Regions from separate parts of the Mus musculus genome. Here all the other regions are linked to region 1. The links are chromatin contacts, found by Hi-C or POLR2A ChIA-PET in ENCODE. All regions are on one chromosome and are shown on one strand. Each heading gives the region's core, a stretch centred on a gene start or an enhancer-like site at or near the end of the contact. The rest is flanking DNA. Distances are from core to core; before and after follow the strand shown. Region 1 holds the start of Ddx39b (DEAD box helicase 39b). Region 2 holds the start of Dxo (decapping exoribonuclease). Region 3 holds the start of 1110038B12Rik (RIKEN cDNA 1110038B12 gene).

Region 1 (5,088 bases), core at 1,614-4,113:
CCTCCCTCCCAGTGCCTGTCTCCCCACAGCCTCCTGTCCCAGGTTTCTTTCCCCCCTTACCTTGACATTCGGCATGTACTTAGAGAAGCGCTCATATTCCTTGCTGATCTGAAAAGCCAGCTCCCTAGTGTGACACATCACCAGCACAGACACCTTTGAGGGAGCAAATGGAGACAGACACAGTAAAGTCAGCCCCTCGTCACAAGAGCATCCAGCAACTTGTCAGTGATGTTGGCGAACATTCCCCTTGAACTGCAGAGGACACCAGCTGAGAACACATGGAGCCAGAAACGGCCTCCTGGTGATTCAATCTCCACACCCTCTCCAGCACTGCCCCCAACATACCTGCCCAGTAACGGGCTCCAGCTGCTGCAGTGTGGCCAGGACAAACACTGCTGTTTTTCCCATGCCTGACTTGGCCTGGCACAGGACATCCATCCCCAGAATGGCCTGCGGGATGCACTCATGCTGGACTAGGAGGAGAAAGGAGAGACATTTTTGCACCGTGCCAAACCCCTTTCTCCCCAGCCGACTCATCATATGTCACCTTGTCACCTTTCAGACCCCATCCTTTCCCTGACCCTCATCACTCTTACACTCAAGTCAAACCCTCCTACCCCAGCTCCCCAGTTCCGCTAAGAAAGAACCCTCGTGAAGCTACCAACAGCTCACCTTCCACGTTCCTGGCTAAACTTACTTTTCTTACACCGCAACAATCTATGAATTCGACTGCCACAGGCCATTTCTCCTACATAGGTTGCTGTGCTTTTGGGTCATGTAACCCTGCAACCTTGAACAAAATGAAGGACTTGGTACCTGACCCAGAAGCCACAGAAGCCAGCATCCTGATCGTTAAGGTTTCCGGAAACGACACTTGGCCTGGCCCAAAAGAAGGGAACTAAAGGTCCAACCAGGCCCTCTCTGGGAGTCCGAACAGTCAGAAAGACAAAAACCAAGCAAAAAAGCCAGGCACAGAACAAATGGCAGCCCTCTGTTTAACGGAGAACAAAAGCCTCTTCTACAGCTGCCGTCTTGGGTACATTCTCAGAGCTTGGCCTATCCCAAATAAATTCAAATCCTATGACCCTAGACTTGAACCTCCCTTTTCTTGCACCAGAGGTGCTAAATAAGGTCTCTACACCCAACAATAAAATGTACCCTCTGATGGATGCTCAAAGCCACAGTCAACGATGGCCCGGAGCAGCTCTGGCTTGAGTAGAAAATCTCGGAAGCCGGAGCTGTGGATGGAGACGTAGGAGCCCTTGACGTCTTTCTTGGCGGGAGCCTCGGTCCCATCTGCCCCAGCGGCTGTCTCCACCTCGTCGTCTTCGTAGTCCAAGAGCTCATTGTCCACATCGTTCTCTGCCATAATTGGGCCGGCAGGGGGAGAAGGGAGGTCTCTTGAGTTAGGTGTCCCAGAGCAGGTGAGGAAGCAAGGGCCAAAGAGAGGGGTTGAAGAACAGCAAGGGGAAAGACACCAGTTTCCGACAGAAGAGCTGGGAGAGGGGACAACAAAAAAACCGGAAAAACTCATCAGTCACGAATGGACTCGTCACTTCTCGTCGATCCCTACACCCGTCCTATTCTTCCCTAAACTGTGAAACCTTTGTCCCGAAAGAAGAGTTAACAAAGAGACTCATGACATAAGAAACGGGAACACCAGACGGGAGAGACAGAGTGGGCTCCACCGCTAACCAGACTTTGTAACACACACTTCGACAGGCAGGAGCCAACTGGGAGACCGCAGTAAAATGAGCGTGACTAACGACTCACACGAGGGTTGAGACACAAAGGACAAGGGAAGACAGAGACTGCGCTTTCTCCTGCCACCTCACGGTGGTGATCCCCAACGTCAGCCATCAGTCAAGGGTGATAGATAAGGGTCAGCACTGCGCAGAGCGCTCACTTCCCAAATGCAAACATCATGTGGCTGCCGCTATTCTCTTGCTCAGAAACCCCCGAGTGGCCGTCCCAGCGGCGCACACCTGGACCGGGGAACAGAAGCAGGAAGGAGGGTGGTGCGGGGCGGAGGGTGGGAAGTGTATGAATGGCTCCATTTCAAGAAAAAAAAAATTTTTTTGTTTTGAAAAAGATGGGTGTGTGCAGTTCAATGGCAGTGCTTGCTTAGTAACGCGAGAGGCCGCAAGGTTCGGCTCAGCGCTGCCAAAGTTAATTTTAAAAGTCGCACTAAGGAATTAAGGTCACAGCTGAGAACGATGCAGGATTAAGAGTGTGAGCCGGGTGGCCTTAGAAAGGAACGCCTTGCAGTGCTCTCGGAAAAGCTTCCCCAGAAGTGCGCGACACCATCGGCCACGCACAGAGGCAGCCATTCACAGAGAGCTCCAAATAAGGCAGCGAAAGCGGGGTCAAAGGGCTGGACGGGCCCCGGAGCGAGATCTTCCCATCCCTGGGCGAGCAAGAAAAGGCCCGGAGGGGAGATGCGAGGGGCCCCGCCCTCCTCCTGGCGCCGCCTCCGGCCGCCGCGGCCCCGGGTGGGCAGAGGACCCACTGGAACACCCAGGAAGCGCGGAGACACAATGGCGGCCGAGGCCACCATTTTGGATCGTTCCCCCCTTGTCTCCCAGCTCCCCGCCAAGATCTGCTCTCAGAAAGGGGTGAAGACAACAGAACTGGACGCCCGCCTGCGCGCCGGCGGCCACGGCGCCGGCCCGGCACCGGGTATCAGGGACCCGCGCGGCGGGGCGAGCCGCGGGAGAAGCAGATGGCGGTGGATGGTGCACAGGGCCAAAGCTTACCTAAGCACTGCGAGCGTGTATGGCGGCAGCAACGGGGACGGAGGCGGGAAGCTGCCTTCACTTCCGGTTCCAGGCTCGCCCCGGCCTCCCGCCTTCCCGGCCGCCAGGGCGCACGCGCAAGGAGCCGGAAGCAGGCTTTCGCCGCGCGCGCTCCGCGGCTGGCTTTGCAGAACGCCCACTTGAAATGAAGCTTCAGACGACGCCTCCTCCGGTCGCCAGTAGCAAGAGCGCGACAGGAAACTCACGTCTTCCCCCGCAGAGCTCTCCATTTTGTTCTTCTACGCTTATGCAACACCCTCCGACGGTCGGCTCTACTTTAGTTTTGTTTGCCACGCCAGGCTTCTCCCTGGGCACCTCTCTGTGGGCATGGAGGACTCCGCGATCGAATGAGAAGCGTTTCTCACGGGGTCCTTAGCCTCGTAGTCAAGGTGACCCGAGAGCGGCTAACTCGGGCCTCTGCTGGAGGGGAGGGGGACACGTGACCACGCCCATTACAGTCGTGCAGAGAATAGGCAGGATTTACCCAAAATTATATCGAAAGATGGAGGCTTACATTCTGTCTAGGTGCTAAATAAATGGTGGGGTTTGAGGTTATGCACCTTTCCATAATTCTTGCTAACTAGAGCAGCAGAATAATCTCAGTTCCATTATTCAGCCTGGACATCCCCCTCCCCCCATGTGGTATTCCCTTTGAGATGTTACATATAGCAGAAGTGTTGTCCTGTTGCCTTGCTACATAAACACAAGCTCGGGCTTTCCCTATTAAGGACACTTAATATTAATACAAAGTAACACTAAGTATCAGTGTTGCCAACCAGCTGGCTGTGTCCTGCTCAACGCATAAGCTCTCTGGGCTGGGGCTTGGTAGCTTTTGATCCCTCCGCATTTGGCAGCCCTAAGCAGCAGGCCGGCGGGTTTTGTATAAATCAGAGAGGAGTGGGAATTCCTCGGCCCTGGTAACTTATTACGAACTGTAGCTCCAGAAAGTGCGGTACCTGGGCCTTTAGCTTTGAAGCGTTTCCAGGAACTCTCCTAGTGACCTAGTTGGCGGGCTCTTAGCCACTGTCTTCCTGTTACTGGACCTAATGTGACATTGTGGAGGGTAGCATAGTAAGGTTTGTCCCAGCTGACCCAAGTGAGCCAAACTTTCTGCTTTACAGCCAGCAAAGGGTGTTTGCACCAAACACAGCAAACAGCAAACTCGTGCAAATGAAGACTTGTGTTTGCACCAATCATAATATTGTCCCTTTGGCATCAGTGATAACACATCTTCCTGCTACTGGACTATGGGAAGTTCCACCCTCCACTGGGGGAGGAGAGAGAGGACAGAAACAATCCTGGCTGAGCCATTAGCTGTGTGGTTTCCTCAAAGACTTTATAGAAGATTCAAAATGGCCATGCTGACAGTCCTCGTTAAGGTAGCCAGGGCAGGAAGGGATTGTCTTAACAGCTGGCTGTGATTTTAACAATGCTTAAAACCTGGGCCACTGGGGCCACAGCAAGGTGAGTGCCCCTCATCTGTCTTGCCATTTTTTTCTTCCTTTCTCTGTTACTGAGTTTGAGCAGTTATATAGACTGGCCTCAAGCTCTCAATTCTCCTGCTGGAGGATTTGAATGCAGACCCATGCCCCGCTCCACTCTTCCTGTAAACATATGAAAATAGAGAAATAAAACAAGGTGGCCAAGGCAATACAGCTAGCAGGGAAACACCAGGGTGTAAGCACCCCAATTTCCTATCACATGTGTCCCTCCTCTTCAAAAATCTCCTTGCTTTTGTATAGCTATTTCCCCCGAAACATTTCCTCCTGATGAGAGTGGAGAAGGCTCAGGAAATTCAGAAAAAAAGTTGCAAGACACGGAACACTTCTCCCAGATTGTGTCACCAATAAACAGCTCCTGGTGGCAGGACTCTTTGGTCTGCATACAAGTCACGCTGGTGGGCGACTTTCTGATGGGAAGCTACTCCAGTCTCACTCCTATAAGTAACCTATCACCCACCATACTGCCAATAACTCCAGCGAGCTCTTTGGTCTGCCAAGTGAGACTTGGGTGGTGAGATATCTTTGGTGTTTCATGACTGCCTTATTTGGCATAGATTTTTTTTTTTTTTTCCTGAGACAGGGCTTCTCTGTGTAGCCCTGGCTGTCCTGGAATTCACTCTGTAGACCAGGCTGGCCTTGAACTCAGAAATCCACCTGCCTCTGCCTCCCAAGTGCTGGGATTAAAGGCATGCGCCACCACACCTGGCTTATAGTTTTTTTTTTAATGTCTCTCTACAGAAAAGTCATATAAGACTATGAATTACCTCATTGATTCAAGTTCAGGGTGAAAT
Region 2 (5,088 bases), core at 1,035-3,534, 400 kb after region 1:
AAAAACAAACAAAAAAAACCCCCTAAAAACCCAAAAATATAAATAAAGAGCAAACCAGAGTGCTTGGAGTATGGTAACTTGGAACAGAGGTGACTCCATTCAGACACAGCAAGAGACCCACTTAGAAACACGCCTTTATTATCTGCACGGAGCCCAGACTTGTCCTCAGTCCTTGGGAGAGGGAGTCTTTGAGAGTGGTGGGAGGTCTTGGGTCATAGTCTCCACATACCATGAGGGCAGGAAGGCATAGGGTGCGTCACGATGGACAGACACAGTGACAGGGCCACCAGGTTCCCAGGAGAAGAGGTGGACAAGCCTGTGGAAGACAGAGGTGTGGGGTGAAGCCAGAGATTGAGCCGGGATCCAGAGGCAGTGCACAAACATGAAGGCCTTACCTGGGATCGTCCTGGACTACTGTGCTCTGGGCAAAGCTAAGGAAGGCAGCACAGAAGTTCATGCACACAGAGGGATTCCAGCCTTCTCGGTCATTCTGGAGGGGGCACAAGAGGCAGAAGACTGGGGGTGGAAAGAGGAAAAGGCAGGTGGCAAAGGGGCACTGGGTCTGAGGACTTGGTACAGGGGGTGGGGAAACAGATGGCCACTCTGACACCTGCCTTACCCTGACATTTTCAAACATCTCCATGGTAGGAAAGGTCTTTAAGGAACAGACGAAACCTTCTGGGTTCCGGAAGCCGGCAACAACATGTGGGACCCCCGGGAGGAACGACTGAGCCCACCATTTCAGCAACTTGTGTCTGACGGGAGAGGCAAAGGGTCAGCAGGACCCTCCACCCCCCCCAACCCCCCCCAACCCCCCCCCAACCCCCCCCCCCGTCAGTCCCGGCCCCGGCCAGAACCTGTAAAAGCTCCTCCACTGGCCAGGGCTGTGCATCTCCTTGGATGTCTTGAGCTCCACGTAGCAGGAGGGAGGCTGTGTGCAAGGAGCCTGGGGGTTCAGGCAGTCTACCTCCCCGGAGAACAGGAGAGGGTGGTTTCCCAGGCGGCTGCGTAGCACAGAGCAGTAGGCCACGTTGGTGTTAACTTCCCCAGAGGGGTCTGGGGAGCCTCCGGGTTTGTCTGCACAAGAAGAGAAGGCAGCAGCAGAGGAAGGGGATCTCGACCTCTGTGGAAGGGGAGAGGGACCGCACGGCTGCGACGACTCTCACCTGCGCACATGTACTGCTCAAATTTGTAGCCCATGTACATGAGCTCCCGGAGGAGGGGTGGCCGTGCAAGCCTCTGGGCCCGAGCAGCCGGGGTCTCCACCTCACTTAGGTACAGTGTCCCTTGGAACCGGGAGGCTGCCAGCTGCCAGCCCTCCTGCCGCTCATACGGCGTGGTCAGCAATTTTGTCAGGTGCCCTCTCCATGTCACCGTGGCCCCTGCCAGCCAGCCGGGACCCCTGGGAGGGAAGAATGCGGGGTTTATGGTCTGACTCGAGTTTTACTTCTGTTGACTCAAAGTCCCCACTAAAGACCATTTGGCTTTCCCAACTTCAGAAGAGAAAGCCGGGTCACCAGGTCAGCTTCTGCGTTGCACCGGGCTCACCCCTCCAGCTGGTTCCGGTGTTCCAGGACCCAGCGCAGCAAATGGTCCAACCTCTCTTGGACTTCCTCGTCCCGGGGCTGGTATCGGTCAGGGTATCCATCTCTGAGGTCAAAGTCCGGGCCTGGGCCGTTGATGGGAGGGGGGCTGTAGTAGCGGAGGGCTCGGGCATCTCCATGGTACTGGCGTTGTGCGTCCAGGGAGAAGCAGCCCAGTTCGGATGGACGCCGGTAGAACGGGAAGGGTCCCGAGTACAGAGAGGGCTGTGTCCGCAGTAAAGGGACTGCCCGGGGGAGTTTGTGCAAAGGCTTTTCCACCTCTGTCTTCTCCGCTTTTCTCTTAGTCCCTCTGGGTTCCATGAGGTCCTGCGAGGAAAGCGTTTCCAGTGGATAAGGAGCGAGTGAGCTTCCAGGTTTGGGCTCTGCGTGTCAGGAGCCGGGCGCCTCGTTCCCACCCACGGACCAACGAACGCGGCGAGCTTGAGGAGTTTGGGGGTTGAAGCTAAGACTTGGTTACCTCAAAGCTCCCCACCCTGACCGACCTCCACCTCCTCGAGGCTACGGCGTCAGGGCCGCACGTCAGAAGCCGGAGAAGGATGCAAACACGGAGTTGCTGTTTCTGATGACGCTCTCATCCGCCCTCAGCGTCGGAGTGGGCGAGGTCCGTCTGCACCGGAGCGGGAACCCAGGCGGGCCACTCGCGCCTCGGCGCGCCCCAGTGAGCGCTCTGGTCGGGAGCCAATCAGCAGCGGTGCGGGCGACGGAAGTGAGGCTGCCTTCGTCATCAAACTCAGACGACCAGCCAGAGGGCCCGTCGTCATTATTCTGTGCCGGAAGACGCGGTCTTCGGGACTCCTTTCCCGGAATCCTGAAATCCGGGTTATGAATCGCAAGAGACGGCTCCTGGCGTCTGAGGCTTTTGGGGTGAAGCGGAGGCGGGCGCCGGGGCCCGTGAGAGCGGATCCTTTAAGAACAAGAGCAGGTAACCATGGCAACCTGGGCGCGGAAAGCCCGAGGGTATCCACCCTTGGAGGAGGGGGGGGAGGAGGAGGAGGAGGAGGAGGACCTAGGGTAGTAACCATGGCAACCCAGGCGCTGGGCAGCGACTCTGAGGGCTGGGGCGTCCGAACCTCCGCGCTGTCTCCACCCTCGCTCTCCACCCGGACCTGACCACGCGCTTGCTCCACCACAGGCTCGGCGCGCGAGGCCATCGAGGAGCTCGTGAAGCTGTTTCCCCGGGGGCTGTTCGAGGATGCGCTGCCGCCCATCGCGCTGAGGAGCCAAGTGTACAGTCTGGTGCCAGACCGGACGGTGGCCGACCTACAACTGGTGAGCACCTTGGAGACCTTTGGCGTGTCCCCCCCCCACCAGCCCCGGCCCTCCGACCCGCAGCCTCGAGGGCACTCGCCAAGTCCCTGTCGCTCAGACACTCAGTCGTCCGTCAGCAGGCGTTAGGCCAAGGCAAATGCAGAGCAAATCCCAGGGGTTTGGAACTGCAGGCAGATGTCACATCTGACAGGTGATGGCTGTTAGAGAAGGTTAGTGAGCGCGGACAAAGGTGTACTGAAGGTCACCGGTGAGAGAGATTGACTGAAGGAGAGAGATGAGTCTAGTGTTAATTCCCAGATTTCCCAAGTGATCAGTTAGTGATTAGGGGATTGACTAGAGGAGGGAGGCACCGAGTAGCTGCTTGCCTGATGTGCGTACACTGAGTTGCAGATTATAGATGTATGAGACAGTGGGCTATGACGCTGCAGATCATTCTAGGCTGTGGTGCACAAGGCATAGGGGCTAAATGAGATACTTAGGGAGACTAGAGGAGTGATGTAACCTCGTGGCCAAGTTTAGAAGGCGATTGAAAGCCAGGGCCATGTCTCTTCACACAAAAAAAATCCACAGTGGGCAGATTTCAGTCTCTGTTTTATAGGAACTCTCAGACCTCTGCCTGAGTTGAAGGTCAGAACACTGTGAACGGCTCTCTGCTGCTACATACCTCTCTGGGCTCCTTTTAACTAGGGCAGTTCCTCCTTAGAGGCTGTCACAGATCCTTCTTGCTTAGCTTTGTCCTTATATTGTTACAGAGTTTCTGACCTTGATTCCTGCAGGTGACTTCTGACCTCCTCCTCAGGCCATGGCCCCTGTGCTTCCTTTTCTATAACTGTTTTTTTTTTTTTCTTTAAACAAAAAGCTTTCAGAGTTGCACAAGTTTTGTTTTAAGACAAGGTCTTAATTTGTAGCCCAGACTGCCTTAAACTTGATATTCTCCTGCTTTCATCTCCCTAATGCTGGGGTTTACAGTAGTCAGAAGGTTAACTAGAGGGAGTCTCTTCTTTCTTTGGAGAGGGGAGGATTGAACTTGGGTCAGCAGACTTGACAGCAGAGTCACCTCCTCAGCCCTGTCACCAGCTCTAAGAAATTTCTCTTGTCCTCTCTCATTGCTTTCTTCTGGCACTGAAATTACATAGACATCTTCTCTTTGAACCCCTTCAGACACTTCCATGTTCAATAGTTTTGGGCTTTCTTTTATAATTGTACTGTTTAGTTTCATCTTAGATTAATAATCTGTTCAGAAAGCTTAATTTCATTTGCTTGTGGCTATGTGCTTGTGAGCATGGGTGTGTGTACATGTGGGTTTGCACTCTCAGATGCCAGAAGATGGCACTTGATCCCTGGAGCTGGGGAGGTACAAGTTACAGGTGGTTGTGAGCCACCAGATGTGGGAGCTAGGAACTGAATGTGGGAGCTCTGCAAGAGCAGGAATTACTCTGCCACCGAGCATTGCTCCCACCCCAGATCGATAGTCTTTTATTCAGCTGTACTAAAGTATTTCACACTCATTGAAGTCTTAGTTTATTGTCTTCATTTCTCAGTTTTAAATTCTCTACTGGGACTTTTTTTTTTTTTTTTCTTTTTATGGGTCTTATTATGCAGCACTAGATGACCTGGAACTCAGTCTGTAGACCAGGCTACCCTTGAACTCATAGAGACCCACCTACCTCTGCCTCCTGAGCGCTGAGATTAAAGCTATGCACCACGGTGACTGACTGGGACATATTTAAGCCTATATCTTTTTTATGATTATTTTAAATTTGATTATTATTTTTGGCCATGTGTACTGCCATATGGCTTTAATCCCATTGCTCTAGAGGTAAAGGCAGACAGATCTCTGTGAGCTTAAGGCCAGCTTGGGCTACCTATTAATGTTCTATTTCCAAATTATATGTGTGCATGTGCAAGTTCATGTGTACATGCCACCATGTGTGTGTAGAAGTCAGAGGGTATTGTGTGGTTGAATTCCCTCCTCCCATCACGTGGATCTCAGGGGCTGACTCAAGCCCTGGGGCTCAGCAGCAGGCCACCTGACCCACTGAAACATCCCACCAGCCCTAAGCCTGCTATGTCTTTTTAGAATTTCCTACCAGTAGTTTCTCATCTTGTTTTTTTTTTTAACACGTCAGCATTAGCAGCATTATTTTAAGTCGTTTGAACTTCATGTAGTCGTACATCTTGCTAAGGTGTAGTGGGAGAGCTTACAGCGTGGAGT
Region 3 (5,088 bases), core at 702-3,201, 290 kb after region 1:
GCCAGTCATCGCCTGTTCTGTTACCATCAAAGAAGGCTCTCAACTAAAGCAGCAGATCCAGTCCATTCAGCAGTCTATTGAAAGGCTCTTGGTGTAGGCCGTGGCCTCTGCCCTTTCCTGTCTACTGCCACCCTGTTTGTGTATCATATTGTCTGTTAGCATGTACTACTTTCAACCAGTTACTATTATATTGTACTACATCTGCGTTTAAAAAAAAAAAAAAGAAGTCTTCAGTAATAGTTTAATAGAGGCCAAGGCAATTATGCTCATTAGAGAAGCAGTTAATTCGTAAGCCATTTTACACTGTTAGAGGTCATTTCTGGCTAACGTGCACTCAGTTTGGAACTGAAGAGTCTCTTCCTATAACCCTCCCAGGTGGAACTTGGGCCTAGGAACTGAGAGACTTATCGAACACATAATTACTATAGGATTCTTTTATTTGTTTTTGTTTTTGTTTGTTTTTTGTTTTGTTTTGTTTTTTGAGACAGGGTTTCTCTGTGTAGCCCTGGCTGTCCTGGAACTAACTCTGTAGACCAGGCTGGCCTTGAACTCAGAAATCTGCCTGCCTCTGCCTCCCAAGTACTGGGATTAAAGGCATGTGCCACCACTGCCCGGCTACTATAGGATTCTTAGATTTTAAATTTTAGTTATGTTCTGAGGCACTATCTCATCACTGCGTAGCCCAGGCTGGCCTTGAACTCAAAGAGATCTACCTGCCCCTGCCTCTCAAGTGCTAGGATTAAAGTTGTGCACCACTGCTTCTGGCTAAAATGTATTTTAAAATGAAGATAGAGAAGCGTATAGTGCCTTGCACATGTAATTTCAGCATTTAGGAAAAGGAAGTAGGAATGTTGACCGTCATGGTACAGAATTGCTGTCTCAAAAAAAAAAAAAAAGACAAAGGGGCTGGAGCAGTGGCTCAGTGGTCAGGAGCACTTACTGATCTTTCTAAGGACCTGGCTTCAGTTCCCAGCACCTATCACCAGGTGGCTTACAACTTCCTCTAACACACATAGACACAAATACAATCAATCTAAAAATATTTCTTAAAAGCTGGCCAGTGGTGTTGTATGCCTTTAATCCCAGCACTCAGGGCAGAGGCAAGTAGATATCTGTGAGTTCGAGGCCAGCCTAGTCTACAGAGCAAGTTCCAGGACAGTCAGGGTTACACAGAGAAACCCGGTCTTGAAACCGACCCCCCCCCCCTCTCTCTCTCTCTCTCTCTCTCTCTCTCTCAACATAGTAGTGTGTCACGCCTGTAATTGTAGGCATGGTTGGAACCCATCTTAGACTATGAGCCAGATGTGTGTTTGTGTGTGTGTGGCTTTTATCCCCCTTTAAATAAAAATGTTGGGGCTGGTGAGATGGCTCACCAGTTAAGAGCACTGGTTGCTTTTCCTGAAGTCCTGAGTTCAATTCCCAGCAACCAAATGCTCGTGACCATGTATAAGGGAATCTGATGCCCTCTTCTGGCACGCACGTGTACATGCAGCAGAGCACTCAGTAATCTTTTTTTTTTCTTTTTTTTTTCTTTTTAACGGAGAGCAGAAGCTGAGGTGCAAATTCAGATTTTTCTGCTAGGTGTAGGCAATATGAGTCCTCCTGGGTAGACTGGATCCAAACATGAGTACAGAATCCGCAAAGCCATAAGCCTAAAGGAGACCAAAGAGCTGACCTATCCTGTAGGAGCTCCAGGGTCTTTACCCAATCTTGGCCGATTAGGCTGCCTGTTTCTTTCTTTCTTTTTTTTTTTTCTTTCCTTTGGATTGGTAGTTTATCAAATTGTCGTCATATACATGATTCTCTACTTAGGACAGTAAGAAACATGATTCCTCTTTGTTCCCTTCGCATTTGTCAGCGCGATCAAGTCAGGCATATGAGAAGACGACTATGTCCGTCAGGACCCCCGGGCCAGGCGTGGGTATAAATGGCCGAGGCGGGCGGCACACGGGTCTCTTTGTGCACCCGCCCACACGGTTTGCCGTGTTTTCACCCTTCTTTGTTCTCCACCGGTCTGGGCAGGGTCTGAGGACTCCGGAGAGCAAGGCATGGGTCCGCCTCGTGCCGCAGGTATCCTGGGGTCCTGTGGGGAGGGCTCTGCGGTGTGGGGCCGGGTATGATGACCCACATTTACAGACTAGAGTTTCTGATGTCCACGTGACGCCACTCCTTGTAACTGACCCAGGCCGGGGTGGGGGCTGCAGGCCGGGGTCTCTACGACCTGTGCTCATTCAATGATCTCTTCCAGGTTCCTGGCCCACGCCAGCCGTACCCAGTAGCACAATGGTAAGCGCATGCTGGCGAGAGGTAGGCGGTGTGAGGAGGGGCTGGTTTCGGGGAGAGGACAGTAATGATGATTTCTGGTGATTCTGAGTGTCTCGCTGACGCCATCACCGCAGCGCGCTGACCGTCCCCGGGTCCAAAATCGGCAGTGGCGTGGGTTTTGAGTGGCCTAGAGTTCTGAGTAATTTACCTCTGTGTCTTGCTTTCTGGTAGGGATTTGAGGACACACGCCAGCTGCCTACACCTGAAGAAAGGTTAGTCTTAGGTTTCACTGGCATGCTTGTCTCTTGGCTTGACTTTTTGGAAGGGGTGGATTCGAGACAGGGTTTCTCCATGTAGCCCTGATCTCAGATCCGCCTGCCTCTACTCTCTGGAATTAAATGCATACAGCACCACCGACTGGCCCTTGTTTTGTTCTTAATATCCTGCCTGCATTAGCCAGTCTCCAAGCAAGCTACCACCCAGCCATCTTTTTGTTTTTAGATCTTAACTAATCTCCCTAACTCTAAATCTATGGTGGATCCAGGAGCTGCCTTGATTATTTCTTGTGCCTTTAAGTTCTGTATGCTAGTCCACGGCAGTGGGTCTCAGCCTTCCTGAGGGCCTTTAATGCAGTTCCTCGGGCTGTGATGTTCCTAACCATCGGTTTTATTTTCCTTGTATCTTCATAACTAAAGTTTGCTATTGTGATAACACAGGCTGTCCTGTCTGGGACCCCTATGTAAGGGTTCCTTGGTGACACAGGTTGAGAGCCACTGTTTTAGACTATGCTTTTGGGTATTTAGACGGGCTCTCAATTCAGGATGGCCTTAGTCCTGGCTCCAACCACCTTTTTTTTTTTTTTTTTAAGATTTAGATGTTTGTGAGTACACTATTGCTGTCTTCAGACACACCAGAAGAGGGCGTCAGATCCCATTACACATGGTTATGAGCCATCTCTCCGGCCCATGCCACCTTTTTTCGTTAAAGGTTTTAGCAGTTAAATTTCAGTCCCCAGGAGTTTTGGCTTTATATAGCTCTGCAACAGTCCGAAGCCTAACTACACACACTGGCTACCGCATCCTGTGTCTATCGGATTGACATTCCCTGGGTGGTACCCTAGGTTCTGGTCTCCCTCAATTGAGAGTGATGATTTCACAGACTAGAGTCTCTGACGCTGTCCTTGATGTCAGCTATAAATCTGACTCATTTGGGGAACCTCTTGAGATTGAGCCCAGTGTGCCAACACTGGCTCTGGTGAGGAACATACCCTGCTCTCCTGTTTCTCATTGTGCCCATCTTAACTCTCCAGGGTGAGCTCTGAGGACTTCACAGGGGCCCCATCCCCTCACCTAGATGAGGGCTAACCTTGGAATCCAGACAAAGGTGGAAGTGACCTAGATGTGACCTGAATGAGCTAATCATCTAATGAGAGCCAGCCCTTTGTCCTGCCCACATGAAGGTGGGTGGTTAGCTCACTTTTCAGGGTAATAAAGCAGTAAAGGCGGGGTGGAGGGGTTGTTGAAGGCTTTGTATGATGTCACTAGGGCCTGTAAAGTTAGCACAATGAACCCGCTGTGCAGATTGTAAAGCTGACCTTGTTGGAATATCCTGGTTTTAGAAACACATAAATCAGCTTTGTGTTTGCTGTTCCCCTGCTGAAAATGTTCTTCTGAATTTTCAGGGCTTTGCTGCTACGCACTGACAAGTTGGACGGCTTTTTATTGCTTTGTTGCCAGTTATCTGAACATGAGAGGCTGTAAGGTGTAATCTGCGAGCCCTGCGCCCAGACTGAACCAGGGCCTCCCTTGAACATGAGTATTAGACAAATGAAATAAGAACTTATCTTGCCCAGACTATATAATGGCTTGGAAATGCATAGTTTCCTGAACGATCTCAATAAAATACTTTTAAAAGTACTTAAATAGACTTTTTCTGTGTCACTTTGTGGGGAGGTGTGAGAAGATATATGGGAATAAGGTTTTAACCTTACCACACAGGTGTCACCACCTGACTGCCTACATCAAATGCCCAGGAAGGAGCTAGTCATTTCATGTGTCTGGTTCCTGGTCCCTTAACAGCATCTGTTCTGGAAGTACAGATGAAAATTCTATACAGACCTGTAAGGCTGACCATAGTTTTAGCAGATTAGCATCTGAATCGGTCAGATCTACCTGCTAGGAACAAGTCGGCCTCCCCTCCCCTAAGCTCCCACTGCAGAGGGTAAAGGACAGCATCAAGCACCCCAGCCTTCTGGAGACCCCACCAGTAGACTCCAGGTGTGCTTGCCTGGTGAATGAACTTGGCCAGAGACTCCTGGTGCCTGCTTAGCAAGCCATAAGCTCTCATGGGTTAGGTGTACCTGCAACCTAGCACTTGGAGGTGGAGTCAGAAGGATCAGAGATCACTACTGCATAGAGGGTTCCCAGCCACGTGAGAGCACTTGACTTGGGGGTAAGAGCACTTGACTTGGGGGTAGAAAAGTAGATTTAAGGGGGCTCAGTGGTTGAGAACACTGACTGATCCTGAGTTTGAATCTCCCGTGACCACACCGATGCCCTCTTCTGCGATGTCTGAAGGCAGTTACCATGTACTTACATACAGTAAATAAATTTAAAAGCTCTAGTGGGCCGGATGTGGTGGCGCATGCCTTTAATCCCAGCACTTGGGAGGCAGAGGCAGGCAGATTTCTGACCAGGCCAGCCTGGTCTACAAAGTGAGTCCCAGGACAGCCAAGGCTACATAGAGAAACCCTGTCTCGAAAAACCAAAAAAAAAAAAAAAAAAAAGCTCTAGTGGGTAGTTATTTCTTTTTTTTTTTTTTTTT

The links. Hi-C counts contacts between places; a loop is a spot of excess contacts on that map. ChIA-PET counts read pairs that join two places held with the same protein, here RNA polymerase II (POLR2A).
Region 2: a loop to region 1 is called in a map of left cerebral cortex, with 5 times the contacts of the local background. The contact joins the promoter of Dxo here to the promoter of Ddx39b in region 1. A Hi-C loop is called at or near these places in 5 of 37 maps with a recorded cell type or tissue (Patski, heart and left cerebral cortex). POLR2A ChIA-PET finds 5 or more read pairs at or near these places in 1 of 5 experiments (embryonic stem cell).
Region 3: POLR2A ChIA-PET joins it to region 1 with 22 read pairs in embryonic stem cell. The contact joins the promoter of 1110038B12Rik here to the promoter of Ddx39b in region 1. POLR2A ChIA-PET finds 5 or more read pairs at or near these places in 3 of 5 experiments (Patski and embryonic stem cell).

The regions. Positions count from the first base shown.
Region 1 is chr17:35,239,521-35,244,608 of GRCm38, reverse strand. It overlaps Ddx39b (DEAD box helicase 39b), which reads right to left and starts at 2,863. Exons shown (of 11, transcript NM_019693.3): 1 at 2,757-2,863; 2 at 1,159-1,496; 3 at 346-473; 4 at 61-153. The coding sequence starts at 1,369. It overlaps LOC115488830 (a small nucleolar RNA gene), which reads right to left and starts at 1,931; the gene lies at 1,855-1,931. Mir6975 (microRNA 6975) reads right to left here and starts at 534; the gene lies at 474-534.
Region 2 is chr17:34,834,215-34,839,302 of GRCm38, reverse strand. Dxo (decapping exoribonuclease) reads right to left here and starts at 2,284. Exons shown (of 7, transcript NM_001163770.1): 1 at 2,087-2,284; 2 at 1,549-1,910; 3 at 1,167-1,402; 4 at 858-1,077; 5 at 620-755; 6 at 396-490; 7 at 117-316. The coding sequence starts at 1,904. The coding sequence ends at 166. Stk19 (serine/threonine kinase 19) reads left to right here and starts at 2,400. Exons shown (of 7, transcript NM_019442.3): 1 at 2,400-2,526; 2 at 2,737-2,873. The coding sequence starts at 2,427. It overlaps Skiv2l (superkiller viralicidic activity 2-like (S. cerevisiae)), which reads left to right. Exons shown (of 28, transcript NM_021337.2): 28 at 1-77.
Region 3 is chr17:34,949,334-34,954,421 of GRCm38, reverse strand. 1110038B12Rik (RIKEN cDNA 1110038B12 gene) reads left to right here and starts at 1,951. Exons shown (of 4, transcript NR_015536.1): 1 at 1,951-2,070; 2 at 2,249-2,286; 3 at 2,497-2,537; 4 at 3,947-4,187. LOC115488834 (a small nucleolar RNA gene) reads left to right here and starts at 2,347; the gene lies at 2,347-2,409. It overlaps Snord52 (small nucleolar RNA, C/D box 52), which reads left to right and starts at 3,414; the gene lies at 3,414-3,472. It also overlaps the pseudogene Gm8696.